Regions from separate parts of the Homo sapiens genome. Here region 1 is linked to region 2. Evidence: read pairs that join two places in POLR2A ChIA-PET (ENCODE). Cell type or tissue: CD4-positive, alpha-beta T cell. All regions are shown on one strand. Links, peaks and the distances in the headings refer to the core of each region. The heading gives the core; the rest is flanking DNA. Region 1 overlaps PITPNC1 (phosphatidylinositol transfer protein cytoplasmic 1). Region 2 overlaps NOL11 (nucleolar protein 11).

Region 1 (4,391 bases), core at 96-4,095, 170 kb before region 2:
GGAGAATCGCTTGAACCCAGGGGGTGGAATTGCAATGAGCCAAGATCACACCACTGCACTCCAGCCTGGGCAACAGAGTGAGACTCCATTTCAAAAAGAAAGAAAGAAAGGAGAAGAGAAGAGAAAAGAAGAAAGAAGAAAGAAAGATAGAAATCCACACAAAAACTCGCACAAGAATAGCTGTGGCAGTATTGTTCATAGTAGCCAAAAAATAGAAACAAATGTTCATCAACTGATAAATGGAGAAATCAGATGTAGTATGTCCGTACAATGGACTATCATTCGGCCAGAAAAAGGAATGGAGTACCCATACATGCTAGAACATGGATGAGCCTTGAAAACATGCTAAGGGAAAGAAGCCAGGAACAAAAGACCACATATGATACACTTCCATTTGTAGGAAATGTATAGAATAGACAAATCTTAGAGTAGATTAGGAGTTGCGTACATTGTGGTGCTGCAGGTAGGCGGGAATGGGGACGTGACTGCTGATGGATACAGGGCTTCTTTGGGAGGTAATGGAAATGTTCTAAAATTAGATTGTCCTAATGGTTGTATAACTCTGAATATACTGAACACCATTAACTTGTATACTTGAAATGGGTGAATTATATGGTATGTGAATAAAGCTATTTTTTATTTATTTTATTTTATTTTTTTAGAGATGGGATCTTGCTTGCTCTGTCACCCAGGCTGGAATGCAGTAGTGTGATCATAGCTCACTGCAGCCTCAAACTCCTGGGCTCAAGTGATCCTCCTGCCTCTGCCTGCTGAATAGTAAAGCTATATTTTGGGGGGAAAAGGGGGAAACAGCTCCTGAGTTTGGGGGTGGGCTCCCAGAATATACCAGCTTACTGAAAGCGAGGCATCGGGAGAGAGGCCTGGAATCTGTTTTTAACAAGCCCAGCAAATGAGGCATCATTAAGTAGGTCTTAGAAATACACTGTCATAGAGAATACTTTTATTTTTCTTTTACATTGTAAAGTGGGATAGGGTAGGATTAATACATTTTAGCTTACGTTTTTGCCACAGGCTAGGTGCTGTGGAAATACAGTATCCTTTGATGACAATAATGACAGTCTTCAAAGTGAGCGGTGTACATTCTTCCAGAAGTTTCGCACTTCCTGCTTCTGAAGTGCAGTGCCCTAGAGAGCCTCAGACCCATCCCCAGGGCCCCCATTCACTGCAGCCACTATCGTCTCTCTCCCTATGCAGGTGCTGAGACAGAAATAAGGGCTGCCAGCACCACCCAGAAACTGACTATGAAATCCCCAATGTGTCTGACCCTTTCTCTTTAAGACTTTGGTTTGCTTACATTTCATTTTGTTCCTGTAAGTGTTTCTTATTGCCATAGCAACCCTAATCGATCACTGGACCAAAAATAGCTCTTTCATGTTTTCCAAAGCATGTCTGTAGTGAATTGGAAATTCAGTTCTGCCGTGCATTTTGCATATGCTGCTTTCATTTCCCGACACTGAACCTGGGAGGGCTTGTGTCTGGAAATTATTCTTGCAGAGACCCAGAAACCTCACTTGTCTTTCCTGGCGTTCTTCTTCCCCACTGCAGATCCACCCGTCACTTCCAAAAGCTACAAGTAGCTGCATTTAAATGTTCCACCATCACTTTTCTGCACATTGAGTTTTGGGTGCTGGAGGTTTTACAGGTACCAGAATATCACTTTTCAATAAGAGGTTCATCCTGGTGGATTCCGTTGGGTTTGGAAGGCCAATTATAGATGCTTAGACACCAGATAAAAGGAAGAGGGTCATGGCAGGGAGCAGATGGCAGCAACACCTATAAGATTCCTCTGGCTTACGTGGATCTAAGCTAGAAAATCAAAGATGAGATGACAGGAGAGCTCCTGCCTTGACTCCCTGACTTCTTCCTAACACTGCTACTGTTTTTAGGGGGTTGGGGCAAAATAAACACTGGATGTAATTAAGTGAATATTTTCTATGATGCTTTCTCTGCTTTATTCTCCCTGCCAAGCTGTGCCTTTAGTCAAGAAGAGGGAGAGAGAGATAAAAAAGAAAAGATTTTTCATGAGAAAGAGGATTCGAGACCTGGAGTGAGCCCAGAGGAGGAAGAAGAGGTGGAGAGGGACAGAAATGACTCACTGATTTCCCCCAGGCTCCAGGGACAGGCGTGCTTTTTTGCCTCCCCCTCTGCCTGTAAGCAGAGTCATCTCTGTGGCCTCAAGGGTTCCCAACTTCTGTTTTATGCTTCTGTTTCTTAACTTCTTTGAGCCTTGGTTTTGGCGATTGGGTTGAGTGAACCAGCGGACGTGCACCCTTTAGATCTAGGAAAGAAAAGAGTTCACGGAGATCCTGGTAGAGTTTTTGTTCCCTGCATGAAGTCAGCAGGGGGCCAAGGGAAAGCTCAGAGAAGAGGCCAGTGGAAGGGGCACCTGCCCAGAAGAAGGAGCTGCCAAGGATGGAGCCTGGGACACGTGGTGACATTTCCTCAGCAGCAGAGCAGGTCAGGGATTCAGAGTGAGTCTGGAAGAGCCCAGATCTGCTCTGTGGTTTGGCTGCCTTCCTTGCCATGGGAAGAAGCCATCAGGTGTCCTGTGGATGCCTTTCCGGAAGCCTCTGCATCCTTGCATCTTCATAGTGGAGGATCTGCCTTTGACCCCAGCTCAGCTTTCTCGTCCACATTGCCTAGGAGGGTACAATGGAGTGGACCAACATCTCTCCAGCATCTGCCAGGCGCTGCCTGGCCCTGGACATTCGTTATCTCTTTTCATTCTCACCCCACAGCTTTGAGGTTGCAATTGTCTCCATTTGATAGATGAGGAAACTGAAGCTCAGAGGGAATCGTGAATTTGCCCCAAGTCACACAGTTTGTTGGAAAAGAAGCTGCGGTTTGAACTGAAGTCTGTTTTACTCCAAAAATCTGTATTTTTTTTTTTTTTCCTACTAAATCATCATCCTCCCTCTCTGTGGGTTAGGTGCCTGCTGCTGCATCTGGACACCAGATAATGACAAGCTTGCTGACATCAGTTACTAGTAAATATCACCCTGGGCAATAAGCAGTGGCCATTGATTGACAAAGCAGGTGGCATCATAGGTGGAACTAATAAGTCAGAAAAAGCACCAATTCCCCCTTCCCTTGCACTTGCTTGAACCTCAGAGTCGGTGATGCTTTACTCAGATGAAAACCAGATGGGTGATTTGGAAGAAGGCAGCCAGCAGGCTGAGTGTTGTGTTGGTTTTCTCTTGCTGTGTAGCAAATCTCCCACAAATTTAGCAACTTAAAACAACACAAGTGGCTGGGTGCAATGGCTCATGCCTATAATACCAGCACTTTAGGAGGCTGAGGTTGGAGGATCGCTTGAGCTCAGGAGTTTGAGACCAACCTGGGCAACACAGTGAGAGCTCATCTCTACTAAAAGTAAAAAAAATTAGCTGGGTGTGGTGGTGCATGCCTGTGATCCCAGCTGTTCAGGAGGCTGAGGCGGGAGGATTGCTTAAGCCCAGGAGGTCAAGGCTGCGGCGAGCTGAGCTATACTGCATTCAAGCCTGGGCAACAGAATGAGGCTCTGTCTCAAAAAAGAAAAGAAAAGAGAAGAGAAGAAAAATAACACAAGTTTGTTATCTTGCAGTTTCCATGGGTCAGGAGTTGGAACCCAGGCTAGCTGGGTCCTTGGCTCAGGCAACTCACCAGGTAGAAATCAAGGCATCAACCAAGGTTCTAGTTTCACCAGAAATGCAGGGTCCTCTTCCACGCTCACTGGTGGTTGGCAGGATTCATTCCTTGTGGTTGAAGGACGAAGGTCGCGTTTTCTAGCTGGTTCTTCTCCGGCTGTCACTCTCAGTTCCCAGTAGACCTCTCTTGGGTCCTATCCACGTGGCTATCTCACAACTTCAAAGCCAACAAAAGAATCTCTGCTTTTTCTAAAGTGAAGTCTTGTATACACTCTCAGGAGTGACTGACTGTCTTGTCTTTTTGCTATCAATCAAAAGCTGTGCTCCCTCTGAAGGTTCTGGGGGGCAACCAGGGGAGTGACAGCCCATCATATCCCCAGGTTCTGCTCACACCCGAAGGGAAGGATTACACAGGATGTGTGCACCAGTGGCTGGGACTCTGGAGGCCATCTCAGAATTCTGTCTGCCGTGGGTTTTTCAGTCTTTCCTTCATATGCTGTGGGCCAAATGGGACTTTAGACATTCAGCATTTCCAAATGACTGTTCCTTAGAGAGCACGGGATGCTTCAGCAGCCCTTAGACATCTTTTTCTGTTTTAGCCAATGGCTGACGACCCTAGTGTCTCTCTTCTTGGAGCAAGTTCAGGTGTGGTTACATCAGGGTTCCCAACGTTTTTTCCACCCCCACACTCCTGACAGATCCCTCGGTGATATAGAATCCCTCCACCCAAGGACATTTATCAGG
Region 2 (4,368 bases), core at 1-4,000:
ATTATGAAAATAGTCACCAGCTTTCCCTACTACATGGTTTTATTTCTTGTGTTTAACTCTTTGATACATATAGAATTTAATCTGATATAAGGAGTTCCTTAGGGATCAGCTCCCCCTCCCAAATGGATAGCCAGTTTCCCGGTTGCTTTGATATTTGCATGTTAACTACACCACTGGAAGATGTAGGACTACATAAGAAACTTCTATAAATGCTTAGTAATAATTCTGGTTTATGGCAACTCATCTATAATACACAACACCTTGTCCTTGGGGAAAATTTATCTTGCAGAATAGAAGATGAGTGGTTATTTTTTTGTGTGTGTGACTGAAAATTATTGAAACTGAAAACTAAAATTTTTAAAAATAAAAAGACAACTACTGGCGCGGTGTCTCAAGCCTGTAGTCTTAGCACTTTGGGAGGCTGAGGTTGGAGGATTGCTTGAGGCCAGGAATTCAAGACCAGCTTGGCAATAAGGCGAAACCCCATCTCTACAAAAATTGCTAAAAAGTAGCTGGGTATGATGGTGCATCTGTAATCCCAGCAACTCTGGATGATTGCAGCTACTCTGGGAGGTTGAGGCAGGAGGATCACTTCAGCCCAGGTGTTTGGAGGCTCCAGTGAGCTATGAATTGTGCCATTGCATTCCTACTCCAGCCTGGGTGACATAGCAAGATCCCATCTCTAAAATTTTTTTTAATTAGAATAAATTTTTTAAAAGCCAGAAATGAGCCTTTTTATATTTCGTAGAAATTGCTCCATCTCTAAACAAAAATGTTCAGATTTTATTTATAAAGACTTATTTTTCTCATAACTGTTTATTTATGGACTTTGTAAAGTGAATTAACCTGAAGTTAAATTTAAAATCTTAACTTCCTTTTCCTATTCATCTTCAGATTATGGATTGGATATGTCTACTTCTGGATGCAAATTTTACTGTTGTTGTAATGATGCCAGAAGCAAAGAGGCTACTGATAAATCTTTACAAGCTTGTAAAATCTCAGGTTTGTGATTATTTGATATATACTGATTTTATTTGTACCCAAGTATCACCTGAATTACAATTATTCTTAAAATTTGTCCTTAAATAACTTACTCATGGAAGATTTGTTTCTATGTAGACATTATGGTAAAAGTTACTCTGAAACTCTTTTCTTTAGATATCTGTTTATTCTGAGCTCAACAAGATTGAAGTAAGTTTTCGGGAGCTACAGAAATTAAATCAAGAAAAGAATAATAGAGGATTATATTCAATTGAAGTGCTGGAGCTCTTCTGATATTATCAATTCTCCTTCATAGACATTTTATAAAGCTCTTTTATGTGAACTCTTGCTTCATCCAGGCAAGAACGGTGTTTTGTTTGCGACCATCTCAGTGTCAAGAGAAACGTGTCAGTGAGTACCTGGACCATCACTTAACTGATGCTCCGGGGTAGGACTGCAGGTTTCACATGAACCTGTTCTAGGCTGTGGACATTGGTGTGGAGAGGTTCTGCAATTTTTTAAAAATATGTAACTGGGTTGATTTTAAGTAAAATTATTTGTGTATTGATAAAAGTCTAATTTCTTATCATGTGTTTTGAATTTTTTCTTTTAATAAAAAATGACCATTGAAGCAGTGATTCTAGGAAGAATGTAATTTTATCAGAGTCAGAAGCTGCCCCTGCTCATTTGTTCCACAGCTCACCTTTATTTCACACATTTGCAGTGTGTCTTCTGCCACAAGCAGGGCAGAGAGGGGCCCTCACACAGGCACGTGATTGCCTCCTGCGGTCTCCCCTGTCCTTTAGGACAAATGAAAAGTTCAAGTGTGATTCTACAGCCCAGCTTTACAGAAAGAATCCTGATGGCTGAATTTACCTTGCAGTAGTGAAAAGCTGCGTTTTAGGTCAGGCACTGTATGTAAACTTTAGTCACACATGTGGCCGTTAATAAACAGGTTCTCCTCCATTGTTTTTAATCTCTCAGTAGGCCTTAATGAAAAGAAATCCCAAAGGAACAGGGTAAAGCCTCTATTAATGATGACATTCTCAGCTGGGCACGGTGACCCACGCCTGTAATCCAAGCACTTTGGGAGGCGGAAGCGGGCAGATTACTTCAGGTTAGGAGTTCAAGACCAGCTTGGACAACATGGTGAAACCCCATCTCTACCAAAAAATACAAAATTAGCTGGGCATGGTGGTGCGTTCCTATAGTCTCAGCTATTCAGGAGGTTGAGATGGGAGAATCACTTGAACCCAGGAGGCGGAGGTTGCGCTGAGCCAAGATAGCACCACTGCACTCCAGTCTGGATGACAGAGTAAGACCCTGTCTCGAAAAAAAAAAAAAATCGGCCGGGTGCGGTGGCTCACGCCTGTAATCCCAGTACTTTGGGAGGCTGAGGCGGGCAGATCACCTGAGGTCAGAAGTTCGAGACCAGCCTGACCAACATAGAGAAACCCCGTCTCTACTAAAATACAAAAAAATTAGCCAGGCATGGTGGCGCATCCCTATAATCCCAGCTACTCGGGGAGGCTAAGGCAGGAGAATCGCTTGAACCTGGGAGGTGAAGGTTGCTGTGAGCCAAGATCGCGCCATTGCACTCCAGCCTGGGCAACAAGAGTGAAACTCCTTAAAAAAAAAAAAAAAAACCATGTTCTCTTTATGTAATGGGACCTTTTGCTCAGCGGTAATACAGTACTTAGCAGAAATGAAAAATACGGTCTCCATGGTGCATATCCCCTTTTTATTTATTTCATTTATTTATTTATTTATTTATTTATTTATTTATTTATTTCTTTTTTGAGACGGAGTCTGCAAGCTCTGCTTCCCGGGTTCATGCCATTCTCCTGCCCCAGCCTCCTGGGTAGCTGGGACTAGAGGCACCTGCCACCAGGTCCGGCTAATTTGTTTTGTATTTTTAGTTGAGATGGGGCTTCACTGTGTTAGCCAGGATGGTCTTAATCTCTTGACCTCGTGATCCACCCACCTCGGCCTCCCAAAGTGCTGGGATTACAGGCATGAGCCACCGCACCCGGCCTATTTATCATTTTTTTCAGATGGAGTCTTGCTCTGCCTCCCAGGTTCAAGGAATTTTCCTGCCTCAGCCTCCCGAGTAGCTGGAATTACAGACATGCCTCACCACACCCAGCTAATTTTTGTATTTTTAGTAGAGACAGGGTTTCACCATGTTGGCCATGCTGGCCTGCAACTCCTGACCTCAGGTGATCTGCCCTTCTTGGCCTTCCAAAGTGCTGGGATTACAGGCGTGAGCCACCACGCCCGGCCCCACCTTTTTATCTTTTTTTGCTGAACCATTTAAGAATTATCTGCAGACATCCAGATAATATAAAATTATGAGTTCCTAAGCTTTTCTTTATAAGAATTTTGAGCTTTAGCGTAGTGGATTCTTATTTTATATCTAAGAACCCATAATTAAAGAGACAAGTCTCATTGATCTGTGAACTCTTAGCCAGTAAAAAGAAGATAAACAACTGAAATGCAGAGGCAGTCAGTTCATAGATTGACATTTTACTCTTCATGACTTTTGATTTAATTTTGTACTTAAAGACTGGCTTCTGCATTGAAAAATAACTTACATGGTAAGGAATCAGATACTTGACGAAATGTAACTACCACAAACAAGACTATAAACTGTATTATGGTTTTCAGAATTATATGCCATTTTAATTAGAGTAGAAAATTGTAACTGCCTTTATTTCATTTTGTTTTTGAGACAGAGCCTCACTCTCTCGCCCAGGCTGGAGTGCAGTGGTGCGATCTCAACTCACTGCAACCTCTGCTTCCCAGGTTTATGTGATTCTCATGCCTCAGCCTCCCAAGTAACTGAGATTACAGGCATATGCCACCATGCCCGGCTAATGTTTGTATTTTTAGTAGAGACAGTCTTTCCCCATGTTGGCCAAGCTGGTCTCGAACTCCTGGCCTAAAGTGAGTTAGGCCACCTGCCTCGGCCTCCCAAAGTGCTGGGATTACAGGTGTGAGCCACTGCACCCGGGCATAATTGCCTTTAAATAGTAGTTATAAATTATTTCTAGGTTACCTGCAATCTAAATTACTAAAAGTAAACTAGGATTTTAAAAAGATATGCAGACACTCTGATAGGCTGTTCTTCAAGGCAAGGACTAAGCCTAGGTCCACTGGGACATAACAGGTGTTATGGTTAGTGAATAAAGTCTTTGAATAATAGATTTTATCTAACTACAGAGTAAAATTCTGACGGTTTGCTATAGTTCCTTTTCTTGGAAAGTAAATTATCCATGTTCATCATATATAGGCAGTGTGTCTTCTTCCTCTAGGCCATATAACACTATATATCTCAGATTTATTTCTGATTATATAATATATACTACATCTATATAACAATAAAAG

The links. Peaks named below come from ENCODE experiments on the same cell type or tissue, not always from the same donor. Only the 100,000 strongest peaks of a DNase experiment are listed, where the experiment ranks them.
Region 1: POLR2A ChIA-PET joins it to region 2 with 5 read pairs; 2 of 35 experiments call an interaction of 5 or more read pairs at or near these places.

What each region holds. Positions count from the first base shown.
Region 1 is chr17:67,567,880-67,572,270 of GRCh38, forward strand. All of the region lies in intron 4 of PITPNC1 (phosphatidylinositol transfer protein cytoplasmic 1), which reads left to right. The region is part of intron 1 of LOC124904045 (a long non-coding RNA gene); the gene reads right to left. Among named protein-coding and RNA genes, the nearest start is that of MIR548D2, 98 kb to the left of the region's middle. RefSeq lists an enhancer at 1,984-2,053. In CD4-positive, alpha-beta T cell, for the core only: no CTCF peak of the experiment used is centred there; a DNase peak (open chromatin) is centred at 2,152.
Region 2 is chr17:67,742,585-67,746,952 of GRCh38, forward strand. It overlaps NOL11 (nucleolar protein 11), which reads left to right. Exons shown (of 18, transcript NM_015462.5): 17 at 895-1,002; 18 at 1,159-1,947. The coding sequence ends at 1,275. Among named protein-coding and RNA genes, the nearest start is that of SNORA38B, 4.1 kb to the left of the region's middle. In CD4-positive, alpha-beta T cell, for the core only: no CTCF peak of the experiment used is centred there; no DNase peak of the experiment used is centred there.